Linked DNA regions of Homo sapiens: region 1 is linked to region 2. Evidence: read pairs that join two places in POLR2A ChIA-PET (ENCODE). Cell type or tissue: Panc1. All regions are shown on one strand. Links, peaks and the distances in the headings refer to the core of each region. The heading gives the core; the rest is flanking DNA.

Evidence for each region. Peaks named below come from ENCODE experiments on the same cell type or tissue, not always from the same donor. Only the 100,000 strongest peaks of a DNase experiment are listed, where the experiment ranks them.
Region 1: POLR2A ChIA-PET joins it to region 2 with 5 read pairs; 5 of 35 experiments call an interaction of 5 or more read pairs at or near these places.

Annotation. Positions count from the first base shown.
Region 1 is chr16:2,794,507-2,805,283 of GRCh38, forward strand. PRSS41 (serine protease 41) reads left to right here and starts at 3,964. Exons shown (of 6, transcript NM_001395501.1): 1 at 3,964-4,042; 2 at 4,130-4,156; 3 at 4,453-4,618; 4 at 4,780-5,063; 5 at 9,883-10,040; 6 at 10,408-10,777. The coding sequence starts at 3,979. The coding sequence ends at 10,626. SNORA3C (small nucleolar RNA, H/ACA box 3C) reads right to left here and starts at 2,026; the gene lies at 1,902-2,026. RefSeq lists an enhancer at 7,755-8,717. In Panc1, for the core only: no CTCF peak of the experiment used is centred there; a DNase peak (open chromatin) is centred at 5,545.
Region 2 is chr16:2,936,920-2,943,932 of GRCh38, forward strand. FLYWCH1 (FLYWCH-type zinc finger 1) reads left to right here. Exons shown (of 10, transcript NM_001308068.2): 7 at 202-465; 8 at 1,265-1,537; 9 at 3,113-3,173. FLYWCH1-AS1 (FLYWCH1 antisense RNA 1) reads right to left here. Exons shown (of 4, transcript XR_007064947.1): 3 at 6,408-6,565; 4 at 1,544-3,061. Among named protein-coding and RNA genes, the nearest start is that of FLYWCH1-AS1, 16 kb to the right of the region's middle. RefSeq lists an enhancer at 1,272-1,885. In Panc1, for the core only: no CTCF peak of the experiment used is centred there; no DNase peak of the experiment used is centred there.

The sequences.
Region 1 (10,777 bases), core at 2,991-7,990, 140 kb before region 2:
AAAACCGCCTTTGTAAGACTAATAAAAAGCCAAAAGACTAGGATGATGGGAGGGGCCTGAACTCTGCTCAGAGGTAGGCATAGTTTCAGTAATGCCTTACTGCTCGGGGGTCATGTGGCCAGAGCTTACAAGATTTGTGACTTCCCTAATTGCTTCTATAGATAACACCACTATTGTACAACCTAGGATTGTTTTTTTGAGATTTTGTTTGGACTGACCTCGCCCAGACTCATGACTCATGACTCACGGCTCAGCTAATCCTGTGGCCCTACCCAAAGGTGGATCAGCACCCAAGGACCCCTATGATTGCATCCCCAACGAATCAGCAGCACCCATTCCCTAGCCCACTGCCCACCAAATTGTCCATAAAAACCCTAACCTCTGAGCCTTCAGAGAGATTGATTTGAGTGATAACTCATTCTCCTGTATGGGCCAGCCTCACGTCAGTTAAACTCTTTACCTACTGCAATGCCAAGGTCTCAGTTAATTGATTAACTGTGCAGCTGGCAAGAAGGACCCATTAGGTGATTACAGTTCTTTTGCATGTGAATAACCAGTTTTCCCAACACCACTTTGAAGAGATTATCCTTTCCCCATTGTGTAGATCAGTTGACCATATATATATATATATATATATACATATATACATATATACATATATACATATATACATATATACATATATACATATATACATATATACACATATATATACATATATATACACATATATATACATATATATACATATATACATATATATATACGTATATATATATATGAGGGTTTATTTCTGGGCTCTCTGTTCTGTTTTGTTAACTTGTATGTCTGTCTTTATGCTAATACCATATTGTTTTGATTCCTGTGGCTTGGTAATAGTTTTTGAAATTGGGAAGTTTGAAGCCTCCAGTTTTGTTCCTTTTTCTTATAATGGTTTTGGTTATTTTGGGTCCTTTGACATTCCATATAAATTTTAGGATTTTTTTCTGTCTGAAAAATGCCATTGGGGTTTTGATAGATATTGCATTGAATCCACAAATTGCTTTGGGTACTATGGACGTTTTAACAACATTGTAATTGCCCAACAGTTTGTTCCTGACTGCTGCACAGACGAAACCAGTTCACTGAAAAGATGATGTTGCAGTAAAGAAAGAGTTTAATTGACCCTAGGCTAGCCACATGGGAGATGGAGTTATTACTCAAGTCAGCCTCCCCAAAGGCTTGGAGGTTAGGGTTTTTCAACGATAGTTTGATGGGCTGGGGGCCAGGGAATCGGTGCTGCTCTTTGGTTGGAGATGCCATCATAGGAGTGTAAAAACTTGTCCTGTGTGCTGAGTCCACCTTTGGGGGGGTTGGCAGCATCAGCTGAGCCATGAGTCATGAGTCTGGGTGGGGTCAGTCTGAAAAACATCTCAAAAAACCAATCCTAGATTCTGCAAGAGTGATGTTATCTATAGAAGCAATTGCGGAAGTCACAACTCCTGTTACCTTTTGCCACGCCACTCCTGAGCAGTAAAAGGCATTATTGAAAATATGCCTACCTCATAGCAGAACTCAGGCCCTCCCGTCATCCTAATCTCATGGCTTTTCATTAGGTTTTTTTGTTGTTGTTGTTAGCATTTAATGAACCTCCCTCCATGTGGCTTCCAGCCACCAGGACACAGGCCTCCGCAACCCCCTGCCTCCCAGACACCGTTAATCTTCTCCTCAGCTCTTTTGCTGAAGAATTTGGCTTTCATGGTGACACGATGCTTTGGGAGCTTTCCCTTTCCCAGAACCTTGCAGCAGCCCTAGAAGAGAAGAGAAAAAAGTTTACAATACACTGTGGTAGGTACCAACTGCTTGATGGGTATGAGGAAAGAGGGCTGCTAACCCACTTTCCAAAACCCCAGGCAGGGTATGTATGTTTCTGATCTGGGCACTAAAGGAAGCAACAACTGCCCCCACCAGTGAATCAAGACCAGTAGATTCTCTCCAAGTACCGTAGCACACCAAGAGCTGTGTCAGCATGCGACTTAGTCTCGGCAGCCTTTCATTTGTTTTACGAATACAGTTTCATTTCCAGAACAAGGAGGAGATCAGTTTTAGGGAGGGATGATTATCATCCTTACTTCAAAGTTAAACTATAAACTAAATTCCTCCCATGGTTAGCTTGGTCTACACCCAGGAATGAGCGAAGGACAGCCAGCCTGTGAGGCTAGAAGCAAGATGGAGTCAGCCACGTTAGGTTTTTCTCATTGATATGTTTGCAAAGGCGGTTTTAAGATTGTCTTTTAATTCATGAACATGGAATGTCTTTTCGTTTACTTAGGTCTTCTTTAATTTTTTTTTTTTTTAAATTTGAGACGGAGTCTCGCTCTTTTGCCCAGGTTGGAGTGCAGTGGCGTGATCTCAGCTCACTACAACCTCCGCCTCCCGGGTTCAAGCAGTTCTCTGCCTCAGCCTCCTGAGTAGCTGGGGTTACAGGCACGCGCCACCATGCCCGACTAATTTTTGTATTTTCAGTAGAGACAGGGTGTCACCATCTTGGCCAGGCTGGTCTCACACTCCTGACCTCGTGATCCACCCGCCTCGACCTCCCAAAGTGCTGGGATTACAGGCGTGAGCCACCACACCCGGCTGGGACGGTTTTCTTAATTTCATTTTTGGATTGTTCATTGCTAGTATATAGAAACACAGCTGATTTCTGAGTGTTAATTTTGTATCCTGCAACTGCTGAATTTATTAGTTCTAACAGTTTTTTTGTGTGAAATCTTTTTTTTTTTTTTTTTTTTTTGAGATGAGTCTCGCTCTGTCGCCCAGGCTAGAGTGCAGTGGCGCGATCTCGGCTCACTGCAAGCTCCGCCTCCTGGGTTCACGCCATTCTCCTGCCTCAGCCTCAGCCTCCCGAGTAGCTGGGACTACAGGTGCCCGCCACCACGCCTGGCTAATTTTTTGTATTTTTAGTAGAGACGGGGTTTCACCGTGTTAGCTAGGATGGTCTCGATCTCCTGACCTCGTGATCTGCCCACCTCAGCCTCCCAAAGTGTTGGGATTACAGGCGTGAGCCACCACGCCCGGCCTTGTGTGAAATCTTTAGAGACTTCTACAAACAAGATGTCATCTGCAAATGGAAGTATTTTACTTCTTCCTTTCTGATTCTCACGTCTTTTTTTTTTTGTCTAATTATTCTGGCTAGAAGTTTCAGTACAATGTTGCATGGCATTGGTAAAACTGGGCATCCTTGCCTTGTTCCTGATCTTAGAGGAAAAGCTTTCACTTTTTCATCGAGTATGATTTTAGCTGTGGACTTTACTGTGTTAAGGTCTTGTCTTTCTTTCTTTTTCTCTTTCTTTCTTTCTTCTTCTTTCTTTTTCTTTTCTTTCTTTCTTTTTTTTTTCCAATATCTTGATCTGTCGCCTAGACTAGAGTGCACTGGCATTATCGCAGCTCATTGCAGCCTCTATCTCCCAGTCTCGAGTGAGTCTCCTGCCTCAGCCTCCCAAGTAGCTGGGACTTCAGGTGTGTGCCACCATCCTCAGCTAATTTTTTTTTTTTTTTTTTTTTTGAGAAGGAGTCTTGCTCTGTCGCCCAGGCTGGAGTGCAGTGGCGCGATCTTCCAGGCCCCACCGGGCCCTCAGGAAGGCCTTGCCTACCTGCTTTAAGGGGACTCCTGGCTCAGGGCCAGGCCCCTGGTGCTGGAGGAGGTGGTGGGTGGAGGGCAGGGGGCACCAAGCGGGCAGCCAGGACCCCCGGGCTGCAGACAAGAAAAGGACTGTGGGGTCCACCGGGTCTGGGCCACATCAAGGAATGTGGTTGAAGACCCGCCCTTAGGAGCTGAAAGCCAGGGCGCTACCAGGCCTGAGAGGCCCCAAACAGCCCTTGGGCCTGGTTTGGGAGGATTAAGCTGGAGCTCCCAACCCGCCCTGCCCCCAGGGGGCGACCCCGGTCCGGCGCGAGAGGAGGCAGAGGGCGCGCCAGGCCGCGGGAGAGGAGGCCATGGGCGCGCGCGGGGCGCTGCTGCTGGCGCTGCTGCTGGCTCGGGCTGGACTCGGGAAGCCGGGTGAGCTCGGGGCGCTACAGGCGGGACCGGGGGCAGCGAGGAGGCCGGGAGGTGGAGGCCGCGAGGGTCACTTCTTGTGTCCTGCAGAGTCGCAGGAGGAGGAGCTGTTGTCAGGTAGGGCGCCCAGGACGCGCGATGCCAGCCAGGGCGGCTGGGCCGGGGTGCACGGGGGCCCATCTACTGCTCTCTGTTCCAGGTCCCGAGAACGTGATGCTCTCAAGTAACTAATGGGTCCTAGGGGTGGGACCGTCCACTGCCCACCACGTGGGAGGGTCCCTAGCGTCACCTTCTTGGCGCGCGGTTCCCCGGGGAGCCCCCCGCTGCGCGCACCCCGGGGCAAAGCCGGGCAGGGCGGGCCTGCCCACCCCACCCCACCCGGCAGCTCAGCCGCGTCCGTCTGTCCATCCCAGAGGCCTGCGGCCACCGGGAAATTCACGCGCTGGTGGCGGGCGGAGTGGAGTCCGCGCGCGGGCGCTGGCCATGGCAGGCCAGCCTGCGCCTGAGGAGACGCCACCGATGTGGAGGGAGCCTGCTCAGCCGCCGCTGGGTGCTCTCGGCTGCGCACTGCTTCCAAAAGTGAGTCTGGGGGGCGGCCGGGGCCTCAGACTTGCTAATGGCCTCCAGGATGAGCAAACAGTAGCCACCCAGCAGCTTGGCCTCAGGGACTGGGCCTCCAGCGTGCTCAGGCGGCCAGCCCCCTATTCCAAGGCTCCCCGCCCTCTCTCCTTTTCTGCTAGGCACTACTATCCCTCCGAGTGGACGGTCCAGCTGGGCGAGCTGACTTCCAGGCCAACTCCTTGGAACCTGCGGGCCTACAGCAGTCGTTACAAAGTGCAGGACATCATTGTGAACCCTGACGCACTTGGGGTTTTACGCAATGACATTGCCCTGCTGAGACTGGCCTCTTCTGTCACCTACAATGCGTACATCCAGCCCATTTGCATCGAGTCTTCCACCTTCAACTTCGTGCACCGGCCGGACTGCTGGGTGACCGGCTGGGGGTTAATCAGCCCCAGTGGCAGTGAGGCTGGGGATAGACCGGGTGGGGTGATGGGGGTGCGGGGTGAGCATTACCCTCTACCCCTGTTCCCGCTACACAAGCACAGCAGCCCCCTCCTTGGTCTGGGGCTGCAACCTGCGCCCCTCCTGCTCTCATTCTCTCCTCACTTGCTTTTCTGCTCTCACTGCCACCTGTCAGGGCAGGGACCAAACACCCAGTTCTTCCCCCTTCCAGGGACTGTGGGGGCCAGCAGGACAGTGTGAGAGGGAGGCCAGCTTGGCCTGGGCCTGAAGGAGTGAGGGGGAGTTCGGGAGGACCTGGTGACAGAAGCCTCAGGCAATGATTTTTAAAAATTGAGGCAACTCACAAACCATAAAATTTTCAAGTGTTCAGTGTTGAAGGACACAATTCAGTGATTTGTAGCCTACAGTCATGTGTCACTTAATGACCGGGATATGTTCTGAGATATGCATCATGAGGCACTTTCATCATTGTGTCAACATCATGGAGTGTAGTTACACAAACCCAGATGGCAGAGCCTGCTACACACCCAGACTGTGTGGTCTAGCCCATTGCTCCTGGGCCACAAACCTGTGCAGCTTGTTACTGCACTAAATACCAGAGCAGTTGTAACACACTGGTAAGTACTTATGTACTTAAACATATCTAAACAGAGAAGAGGCACAGTAAAGATATGGCATAAAAGATAAAAACCAGGCCAGGCGCATGAGCCTATAATCCCAGCACTTTGGGAGGCCGAGGCAGGTGAATCACCTGAGGTCAGGAGTTCGAGACCAGCCTGACCAATATGGTGAAACCCCGTCTCTACTAAAAATACAAAAATTAGCTGGGTGTGGGGGCGGGTGCCTGTAATCTCAGCTCCTTGGGAGGCTGAGGCAGGAGAATCGCTTGAACCCGTGAGGGGCAGAGGTTTCAGCGAGCCGAGATGGCACCACTGCATTCCAGCCTGGGTGACAGAGCAAGACTCCATCTCAAAAAAAAAAAAAAAAAAAAAGATAAAAAACAGTATACCTGTGCCCTAGGCACTTACCATTAGTGGAGCTGGCTGGACTAGAAGTGGCTGTTGGTAAGTGAACGAATGGTGAGTGAATGTGAAGGTCTAGGACATGACTGTACACTACTGTAGACTTTATAAACACTGTATACTGAGGCTACACTAAATTTACCCAAAAACCTTTTCTTTCTTTAATAGCAAGTGGAACTTAGCTTACTGTAAACTTTTTACTTTATAAAAATTATAGCTATTTTAACTTTTTTACTGTTTTGTAATAGCAGCTACCTTAAGACACAAACACATTGTATAGCTATATGAAAATATTTTCTTTCTTTATATCCTTTTTCTATGAGCTTTTTTTCTATTCCATACACATGGAACATACAACATATGATTTTTAGGGGTCTAGATTCTTTCATATAACATAGTGTCTCCAAGGTTCATTTTGTGGGATGTATCAATAAGGGGTTTCACTATGTTGGCTAGGCTGGTCTCGAACTCCTGACCTCAGGTGAACTACCCACCTCGGCCTCCCAAAGTTCGGGGATTACAGGTGTGAGCCACGGTGCCCAGCCGTTTTATCAATTATTAATAGTGAGCTATTAACATCTCCAACTATTGTTGTAGAACTGTCTATTTCTCCCACCAATTCTGTCAATTTTGCTTTATATGTTTTGGCGATCTGTTGTTAGGTATGAAGATATTTATGATTGGTATATTTTCTTGATGATTTGATTGTTTTATCAATATGTAATGTTGTTCTTGGACTCTTATTTTTTTTTTTAATTTTTTTTTTATTGATAATTCTTGGGTGTTTCTCACAGAGGGGGATTTGGCAGGGTCATGGGACAATAGTGGAGGGAAGGTCAGCAGATAAACAAGTGAACAAAGGTCTCTGGTTTTCCTAGGCAGAGGACCCTGCGGCCTTCCGCAGTGTTTGTGTCCCTGATTACTTGAGATTAGGGATTGGTAATGACTCTTAACGAGCATGCTGCCTTCAAGCATCTGTTTAACAAAGCACATCTTGCACCGCCCTTAATCCATTTAACCCTGAGTGGACACAGCACATGTTTCAGAGAGCACAGGGTTGGGGGTAAGGTCACAGATCAACAGGATCCCAAGGCAGAAGAATTTTTCTTAGTGCAGAACAAAATGAAAAGTCTCCCATGTCTACCTCTTTCTACACAGACACGGCAACCATCCGATTTCTCAATCTTTTCCCCACCTTTCCCCGCTTTCTATTCCACAAAACCGCCATTGTCATCATGGCCTGTTCTCAATGAGCTGTTGGGCACACCTCCCAGACGGGGTGGTGGCCGGGCAGAGGGGCTCCTCACTTCCCAGTAGGGGCGGCCGGGCAGAGGCGCCCCTCACCTCCCGGACGGGGCGGCTGGCCGGGCGGGGGGCTGACCCCCCCACCTCCCTCCCGGACGGGGCGGCTGGCCGGGCGTGGGGCTGACCCCCCCCACCTCCCTCCCGGACGGGGTGGCTGCCGGGCGGAGATGCTCCTCACTTCCCAGATGGGGTGGCTGCCGGGCGGAGAGGCTCCTCACTTCTCAGACGGAGTGGTTGCCAGGCAGAGGGTCTCCTCACTTCTCAGACGGGGTGGCCGGGCAGAGACGCTCCTCACCTCCCAGACAGGGTCGCGGCCGGGCAGAGGCGCTCCTCACATCCCAGATGGGGCGGCGGGGCAGAGGCGCTCCCCACATCTCAGACGATGGGCGGCCGGGCAGAGACGCTCCTCACTTCCTAGATGTGATGGCGGCCAGGAAGAGGCGCTCCTCACTTCCTAGATGGGATGGCGGCCGGGCGGAGACGCTCCTCACTTTCCAGACTGGGCAGCCAGGCAGAGGGGCTCCTCACATCCCAGACGATGGGCGGCCAGGCAGAGACACTCCTCACTTCCCAGACGGGATGGCGGCCGGGCAGAGGCTGCAATCTCGGCACTTTGGGAGGCCAAGGCAGGCGGCTGGGAGGTGTAGGTTGTAGCGAGCCGAGATCACGCCACTGCACTCCAGCCTGGGCACCATTGAGCACTGAGTGAACCAGACTCCGTCTGCAATCCCGGCACCTCGGGAGGCCGAGGCTGGCGGATCACTCGCGGTTAGGGGCTGGAGACCGGCCCGGCCAACACAGCGAAACCCCGTCTCCACCAAAACCAGTCAGGCATGGCGGCGCATGCCTGCAATCGCAGGCACTCGGCAGGCTGAGGCAGGAGAATCAGGCAGGGAGGTTGCAGTGAGCCGAGATGGCAGCAGTACAGTCCAGCTTCGGCTCCGCATGAGAGGGAGACCGTGGGGAGAGGGAGAGGGAGAGGGAGAGGGAGAGGGACGTTCTTGGACTCTTATAACAAGTTTGTATTAAATTCTATTTTGTCTGATAGAGTATAGTAACCTCAGCTCTCTTTTGGTTACTATTTTTATGGAAATTTTTCCCAACCTTTCACTTTCAGCCTGTGTGTTTCACTGGATCTAAAGTGACTCTCTTATAAGGAGCACCTATCTGGATCCAGTGATTTTTTTAAAAGCGATTTTATCAGTCTCTGCTTTTTATTTGGAGCATTCAAGCCCTTTACATTAAGAGTAATTGATTACAGATCTGCAAAGAATGACTTCTGCCATTTTGTTACTTGGTTTTTAGATCTCATCATATCTTTTTTCCATGCTGATATTTTTTATTTCTTTTGTTTCTTATTTCCTCATTTTTGTTTAACTGATTGTTTTAGAGTACCATATTGATTCCCTTCTCATTTCCTTCTCCGTGTTTATTTTGCTTTGTTAGTGGTTGCTCTAGGGATTACAATTAACATCTAAACCTTATAATAACCTACTTTGAATTTATACTAACTTAGCTTCAACAGTATTAAAAAAAATCTCTGTTCCTATATGGCTCCATTCCTCCACTTTATGTTGTTATTGTCACAATTTACATCTTTGTTCATTGTGTAACCTTTAACCTAGATTTATAATTATTGTTTTATGTATTTGTCATTTAAATTACATAAGAAAAAGAGGAGTTACACACCAAAACTACAATAATACTGACTTTTATATTTACCTATGTAGTTGTCTTGACCAGGGCTCTTTGTTTGTATGACTTTGAGTTACTCTCTAGTGTTCTTTCATTTTAACTGGAAGGATTCCTTTATCCACTTCTTGTAGGATAGGTCAACTAATGACAAATCTTCTCAGCTTTTGGTTATCTGAGAATGTCTTAATTTCTTCTTCATTTTTTTCCTGATATAAAATTCTTGGTTGACTGTTTCTGTTAATCTTGCTGAGGATCCCTTGTCCTTGATGTATCACTTCTCTCTCCATGTTCATAAGACTCTCCCTTTATCTTTTGTTAGTTTTATTATAATGTGTCTCAGTGTAAATCTCTTTGTGTTTATCCTGTGGAATTTGCTCAGCTTCTTGAATCTGTGGGTTCATGTCTTTCATCAAATATGGCAAGTTTTGACCTGGATCCCACAGCTGTCATGTGTTAATCATAAACATTCTCATCTACTGTAGCCCTTCTTCCTGCCATGCTTTGGTTGAGAAATTTCTCCGCGGACTCAGGCAGGGGCTATCATCTCCATTCTACAGATAGAGAAACCGAGTTTCAGGAAGCACTGCAACAGCCTGGCCCATCTATTGGGTTATTCTGTGATATTGTTGATTGCTTTTGATGCACTGGGTGCTGGGGAGTCAAGAGCAATGCTGGGTGTTGTGGGTGTGTCAGGGACCTTCTCCCCACCCCTATAACACATGCCCTTTCTCCTCTCCCTGCTCCAGATAGCAGAGGAGAGGTGAAGGGTGCTGTCCTTTTCTGTCCTATCTCCAGCACCTCTGCCACCTCCTTACAACCTCCGGGAAGCACAGGTCACCATCTTAAACAACACCAGGTGTAATTACCTGTTTGAACAGCCCTCTAGCCGTAGTATGATCTGGGATTCCATGTTTTGTGCTGGTGCTGAGGATGGCAGTGTAGACACCTGCAAAGTGAGTGCCTCTACCCCACCAGGGAATCCCACCCTCTCCAGCTCTACACCTGAGAGCAGCTACCATTTCTCCCCCAACCACTCCCAACCCATTGCTTAGATTTCTTAGGAGAAAACCAGTGCAGTCTCAGTTACTGAGCCTACAAAATATGCTTCTCATTTTTCATAAATTCTGCCTACACTGATTAACCCACCAACCCCTGGAGGCTGTTGCCCCACTTTGAAAGTGTAGAAACTGAGACTTGATTCCATGGGAAGGAGTAAGGTTTGCATTCAGTCTGCCTAGCCCCACAGCCCCTCCTGCTCTCATGGCCTCTGCTGCCCCACCCACTCTGCCCCAGCCTGGGCTCACCCATGCTGCTCCCCAGGGTGACTCAGGTGGACCCTTGGTCTGTGACAAGGATGGACTGTGGTATCAGGTTGGAATCGTGAGCTGGGGAATGGACTGCGGTCAACCCAATCGGCCTGGTGTCTACACCAACATCAGTGTGTACTTCCACTGGATCCGGAGGGTGATGTCCCACAGTACACCCAGGCCAAACCCCTCCCAGCTGTTGCTGCTCCTTGCCCTGCTGTGGGCTCCCTGACTCCTGCAGCCATTCTGAGTGCACCAGAAACTGTGAGGCTGCAGTGGGGACCACAGTATTGGCTCACCTCCTCTGGGCTGTGGGCGCTTCAGGGACAGGGTTGGGACTGCCTGCTGGATCAGATTCCGGCCCCTTTTGTCTCGTTTGCTAA
Region 2 (7,013 bases), core at 1,156-6,155:
GTCCCCAGCCTCAGGAGGCGGACCCCAGCAGCTGGAGCCCCAGCAGAGTTGGGGGGATGGTGGCATCTGTGTCCTGGGCTCCGGGGCCACCTCACTGTGAGGAGGAGGTGTGGGCGTTGTGGGAGGTCTCATCTCGGGGCCATGCTGATCTGGGCTCTGAGAGCTGGTGTCCGCTGCTCCTCCCCTCCCATTTCTCAACAGGAGGCCCCGAGTTCCTGAAGACGCCCCTGGGGGGCAGCTTCCTGGTGTACGAGTCCTTCCTCTACCGGCGGGAGAAGGCGGCCGGGGAGAAGGTGTATTGGACCTGCCGGGACCAGGCCCGCATGGGCTGCCGCAGCCGCGCCATCACCCAGGGCCGGCGGGTCATGGTCATGCGCAGGCACTGCCACCCACCGGACCTGGGCGGCCTGGAGGCCCTGCGGCAGCGGGAGCACTTCCCCAACCTGGCGCAGTGGGACAGCCCAGGTGCGTGTGGAGGGTGCTGGGCTGGGTCTGCCTGGTCTCCCAGGACCTGTGCCCCACACGCTGGCTGGAGGCTGCCCGTGGGGTGTTGTGTGTTGTGCATGGTGGTCTGACAGCCGGGGCCATAAACTCCCCAGGGGCAGGAGGCTCCATCTGCGGGCTCCGAGCTCCTGCAGCTGGTCCTCTGGGTAGTGGGGACTGGCTGTCGGAGGTAGAAACCCACTCAGCTCTCTAGAGGAAGAGGATGGTGGCCAGGGGTGGCATTGGCAGCCACAGAGAGTGCTTGGCATCTGCTGACGGGCCGTACGGTGGATCCTGGACACTCTTGGTCTACCCCCACGCCACCCACACTGCTTCTAGTCTCACGGGGTTCTCTCTGGCCACCCCAACATCATGTGACCTTTTAGTTCAGCTTGTTAAAAGTCAGCTGCCAGCTGGCTGAGGGGTAGGTGGACAGGGAGCCAGGAGGCCCTGGTGCCCAGCCCAGAAAGGCTCAGCCCCTGCCCTGGGGGATGCACCTGCAAGCATGAGGTCTGAGGGGTTGGGAGAGTCCTTCAGGAGCATTCAGGGTCCAGTGCTTGCCAGGCCACGTGCCCAGTCATCCCCAGAGCCCTTGGAAAGGGCCAGCCAGCGTGGGAGTCTGGGCTGCAGGGCCCAGAGGGGAGGAGGGCAGGGACCACCGTGCAGCGTGCTAGGGGATCGCAGATTCCTGGTGGGGCCTGGCTGGGGGATACAAATCAGACCCCCAGCCCTGCCACCCAGGCCCCTGTGGCCCCACTCACAGTGTCACTTTCCCTTTCAGATCCTCTCCGGCCCCTGGAGTTCCTGAGGACTTCCCTGGGGGGCAGGTTCCTGGTGCACGAGTCCTTCCTCTACAGGAAGGAGAAGGCGGCTGGGGAGAAGGTGTACTGGATGTGCCGGGACCAGGCTCGGCTGGGCTGCCGCAGCCGCGCCATAACCCAGGGCCACCGCATCATGGTCATGCGCAGCCACTGCCATCAGCCTGACCTGGCAGGCCTGGAGGCCTTGAGGCAACGGGAGCGGCTCCCCACCACGGCCCAGCAGGAGGACCCAGGTACAGGCAGGCTGTGGGGCAGAGGCAGGGCTGTGGGCATCCTCATCTCTTCCAGCTCAGAACTGATGCCCCAGGCCAGGCACCCACTGAGCAGACTGCTTTTGTGCACACACAAATTATTCATATAAACAGAATGTGAAACCAGTCTTTGTTTTTTTTTTTTTTTTTTTTTTTGAGACTGAGTCTTGCTCTGTTGCCCAGGCTGGAGTGCACTGGCGCGATCTCGGCTCACTGCAAGCTCCGCCTCCCGGGTTCACACCATTCTCCTGCCTCAGCCTCCCGAGTAGCTGGGACTACAGGTGCCTGCCACCAAGCCCAGCTAATTTTTTGTATTTTTAGTAGAGACGGGGTTTCACCATGTTAGCCAGGATGGTCTTGATCTTCTGACCTCGTGATCCGCCTGTCTTGGCCTCCCAAAGTGCTAGGATTACAGGCGTGAGTCACTGTGCCCAACCTTTTTTTTTTCTTGAGTCAGAGTTTTGCTCTTGTTGCCCAGGCTGGAGTGCAATGGAGCCATCTTGGCTCACTGCAACCTCTGCCTCCTGGGTTCAAGTGATTCTCCTGCCTCAGCCTCCCGAGTAACTGGGATTACAGGTGTGCACCACCACACCCGGCCAAAACCAATCTTTAGAAAGCATTGTGTGTCTCACTGTCATTCATGTGAATATTAAGGGCCATGTCCTGTATAACAGTAACAAATCCAAGTTGGCCAGGCACAGTGGCTCACGCCTGTAATCCCAGCACTTTGGGAGGCTGAGGCAGGCGGATCACCTGAGGTCAGGAGTTCGAGACCATCCTGATCAACATGGAGAAACCCCGTCTCTACTAAAAATACAAAATTAGCTGGACATGGTGACGCATGCCTGTAATCCCAGCTACGCTGTAATCCCAGCTGCTTGGGAGGCAGGAGAATCACTTGAACCTGGGAGGCGGAGGTTGCAGTGAGCCAAGATCGCGCCACTGCCCTCCAGCCTGGGCAACAAGAGTGAAACTCCATCTCAAAAAAAGAGAAGAAAAGAAAACAGCCTGGCCAACATGGTGAAACCTTGAAAGAAAACAGCCTGGCCAACATGGTGAAACCCTGTCTCTAAAAAAAAAGTTTATAAATCAGCTGGGCACAGTGGTGCACGCTTGTGGTCTGAGCTCCTCAGAAAAGGGGAGGATCACTCTAGCCCGGGAGGTTGAGGCTGCAGTGAGCCATGCACTGCAGTCCAGCCTGGGTGACAGAACAAGACCCTGTCTTTACAAGAAATTTTTTTGAGAAAAGGATTTCTTTGAGAAAGCCACTATCGAGCTTACAGAGAAAGTTGTGCTGGAGGCCTGGCCTTTCATCTTTGATGTCTAGTTGACCCCCACTATTTTCCATGACAGCAGCTGAAGGTCAACTCTTAGGAGCTCAAGTAGCTGCTGTTACCTGGGAAGGTAATTGATGCGTTGAATTCCCAGCGTTGCTTCACCCGGTTGTCTTTCTCCTCACAGCCTTGAGGGCGTCGTTAACAAGGTGTGTGTCCTTGGTTCTGTCAGCTTCAACAAGAGAAGAATTATTAATTCATATTTTCAATTATTTTTCCACAGAAAAGATTCAAGTTCAGCTGTGCTTCAAGACGTGTTCTCCTGAAAGCCAGCAGATTTATGGGTAATTGTATTTGTTATCTAATGGTGCATGACCAATTACAACAAAACGTAGTGGGCTTAAAACAACAAATATTTGCTGTCTCAGCTTTTGTGGGTCAACATTATGGGAGTGGTTGGGCTGGGTGGTTCTGACTCCTGAGGTTGAAGAGAATTTGTCAGCCAGGGTGGCAGTCATCTGAAGGCCCAAGTGAGGCTGGAGGCCCTGCTCCTCACCATAGGGACCCCTCCTTGGGCCCACTTGAGCATCCTTCACATGACAGCCATGGGACAGAGAGAGAACAAGAGGGAAGCTGCCAGCAGCAGAATTCAGGTTCTTCTCAACCACAGCCAGGCCATAAAGCAAGAGTCCATTATTTTATTTTTTGAGATGGAGTCTGTGTGTGGCCCAGGCTGGAGTACAGCGGCATGATCTCAGCTCACTGCAAACTCTACCTTCCGGGTTCAAGCAATTCTCCTGTCTCAGCCCCCTGAGTAGCTGGGATTACAGGCATGTACCACCACACCGAGCTGATTTTTGTATTTGCAGTAGAGATAGGGTTTTATCATGGTGGCCAGGCTGAGTCTCAAACTTCTGACCTCAAATGATCCTCCTGTCTCGGGTCTCCCGAGTGCTGGGATTACAGGCAAGAGCCACTGTGCCCAGCCTTGTTATTGGTTTGTAATTACATCCCACTATGGTCAAAGAACATACTTTGTATCATTTCAGTCCTTTCACGGCTGGATACAGTGGCTCATACCTGTAATTCCAGCACTTTGGGAGGCCAAGGCAGGCAGATCATTTGTAATTCCAGCACTTTGGGAGGCCAAGGCAGGCAGATCATTTGAGGTCAGGAGTTCGAGACCAGCCTGGCCAACATGGTGAAACCCCATCTCTACTAAAAATACAAAAATTAGTCAGGCATGGTGGTACATGCATGTAATCCAAGCTATTCGGGAGGCAGAGGTTGCAGTGAGCCAAGATTGTGCCACTGCACTCCAGCCTAGGTGACAAACAAAAACCAAATCAAAAACAGAGAAATTTGGGAAACTCAGAAATACGTAGAAATTAAAGAACACACTTATAAGAAACCAGTGAGTCAGACTGGGCATGGTGGCTCACGCCTGTAATCTCAACACTCTGGGAGGCAGAGGCAGGAGGATCACTTGAGCCCAGGAGTTTGAAACCAGTTGGGGCAACAGAGCATGACCCTGTGTGTAATTTAAAACAAACAAAACAATGAGCCAAAGAAGATAATTATAAAATACTTTGAAATAAAACTTATGGGATGCACTGAAAGCCGTGCTTAGAGGGAAATCTATAGCTAAAAACACTTCTATTAAAAAGGAAGAAGCCTGGGCAACATGGTGAGACCTCGTCTCTGCCAAAAACTCAGCCAGTCATGGTAGCATGTGCTGGTAGTATCGCTTGAACCTGGGAGATTGAGGCTGCAGTGAAGCATGATTGTACCACTGCACTCCAGCCTGGGAGACAGAGCAAGATCCCATCTCTAAATGAATAAACAGGGCCAAGCATGGTGGCTCACACCTGTAATCCTAGCATTTTGGGTGGCTAGGGTGGGAGGATCGCTTGAGCCCAGGAGTTCCATACTAGCATGGGCAAGACCTCATCTCCACAAAAAATAGAAAAACTAAAAAAAAAAGAACTAAAAGTCTGGGCGTGGTGGCTCACACCTGTAATCCCAGCACACTGGGAGACCGAGGGAGGTAGATCACGAGACCACGGGTTCAAGACCAGCCTGACCAACATGGTGAAACCCCATCTCTACTAAAGATAGAAAAATTAGCCAGGCGTGGTGGTGGGAGCCTGTAGCAGGAGAATTGCTTGAACCCAGGAGGTGGAGGTTGCAGTGAGTCGAGATTGCGCCACTGCACTCCAGCCTGGGCGACAGAGCAAGACTCATCTCAAAAAAAAAAAAAAAAAAAAAAAAAAAACTGAAGCAGAAGGAAGGAAATAAATAATAAATGAAACCAAAAGTTGGTTCTGTATAAGGATCAATAAAATTGACAAATATTTAGCTCTATCTACAGATCAAAAAAATTGAAAAGCAAGAATACTGAAAATACTAAAATCAGGAATAAAGATGAGACCTTACTATGGACCTCATTCTGGCAGAGTCTCATTCTGACACCCAGGCTGGAGTGCAGTGGTGCCATCTCAGCTCACTTGAACCTCACCCTCCTGAGTAGCTGGGACTACATGCACGCACCACCACGCCTGGCTAATTTTTCTATTTTTAGTAGAAACGGGGTTTTCCCATGTTGTCCAGGCTGGTCTCCAACTCCTGGGCTCAATCAGTCCACCTGCCTTGGCCTCCCAAAGTGCTGGCATTACAAGCATGAGCCGCAATGCTTGGCCCCAGCTCATTCTCTAAGACCAGTATCACCCTGATATCAAAACCAAGCAAAGGAATCACAAAGAGAAAACTACAGACCAGTATTTCTTAGGAACGTAGAATACCAGCAAACAGAATCCAGCAACATAAAAAAGGATTATATACCATGACCAAGTAAGATTTATCCCAGGAATGCATCAACATGCAAAACCAATTAATGTAACACAGCAGGCCTGAGACTGCTGCCCTAAGAACAGCCTGTGTGCAAGGTTCACCCTTGGCTGGCATCTGGGAACTTTTTTTTTTTTTTTTTTTTTTTTGAGACGGAGTCTCACTCTGTCGCCCAGGCTGGAGTGCAGTGGTGTGATCTTGGCTCACTGCAAGATCACTGTGAGTGATCCCAGGTAGCTGGGATTAGAAGTGCGCACCACCACGCTCAGCTAATTTTTGTATTTTTAGTGGAGACGGGGTTTCGCTATGTTGGCTAGGCTGGTCACGAACTCCCGACCTCAAGTGATCCACCCGCCTCGGACTCCTAAAGTGCTGGGATTACAGGCATGAGCCACCACGCCCAGCTGGCATCTGGGAACTTGACTGGTAAAGAGCTCCTATGTGGATACAATACTATCCCCAAATAACAACTGCTCACTCTTTTCTATACAAATCATGTGATATTTGCTGAACACTTGCTTTTCTTCTGAGCCTGGCATTTCGGTGACCATATTCAGTCACGCAGGCACAACGTACCTACATGAGCAACCCCCAGTGAAAACCCTGGACTCCTGGGCTCAGGCAGGCTTCCCTGGTAGAGAACACTTTGCACATGTCACAGCTCGAGGCTGGAGGATTCAGCACATTCTGCGGGAGGGGACCCCAGGGGAGGGGACTCTGGGGGCTTGTACCTGGTTTCCTCCGGCCCTCACCCCAAATGCATCTTCCTGTTACTAATTCTGCGTCGCATCTTTTCACCGTAGTAAATCCCAGCCACTAGTATGATGGTAGGCTAAGTCCTGTGAGTCCCTCAAGTGCAGTCACCAAGCCTAGTGTGTGATGGGGATGCCTGCATACCAGATCAGTAGAGAAAAGGACAAAAACCGTGTGATCACTGAATAGACACAAAACATTTGACAACCTCCAACACGCTTTCATGATAAAAACATTCAACAAACTAGGAATAAAAGGAGTTTCTTCAGCCTGATCAAGAGCATCCGTGAAAACCCCCACAAGCAGGCCAGGCGCGGGGGTTCACGCCTGTAATCCCAGTACTTTGGGAGGCCGAGGTGGGCGGATGACCTGAGGTCAGGCGTTCGAGACCAGCCTGGCCAACATAGTGAAACTCTGTCTCTACTCAAAATACAAAAAATTAGCCAGGCGTGGTGGCGAGCACCCGTAATCCCAGCTACTTGGAAGGCTGAGGCAGGAGAATCACTTGAACCCGGGAGGTGGAGGTTGCAGTGAGCCAAGATCACGACATTGCACTCCAGCCTGGGCAACATAGTGAGATCCCG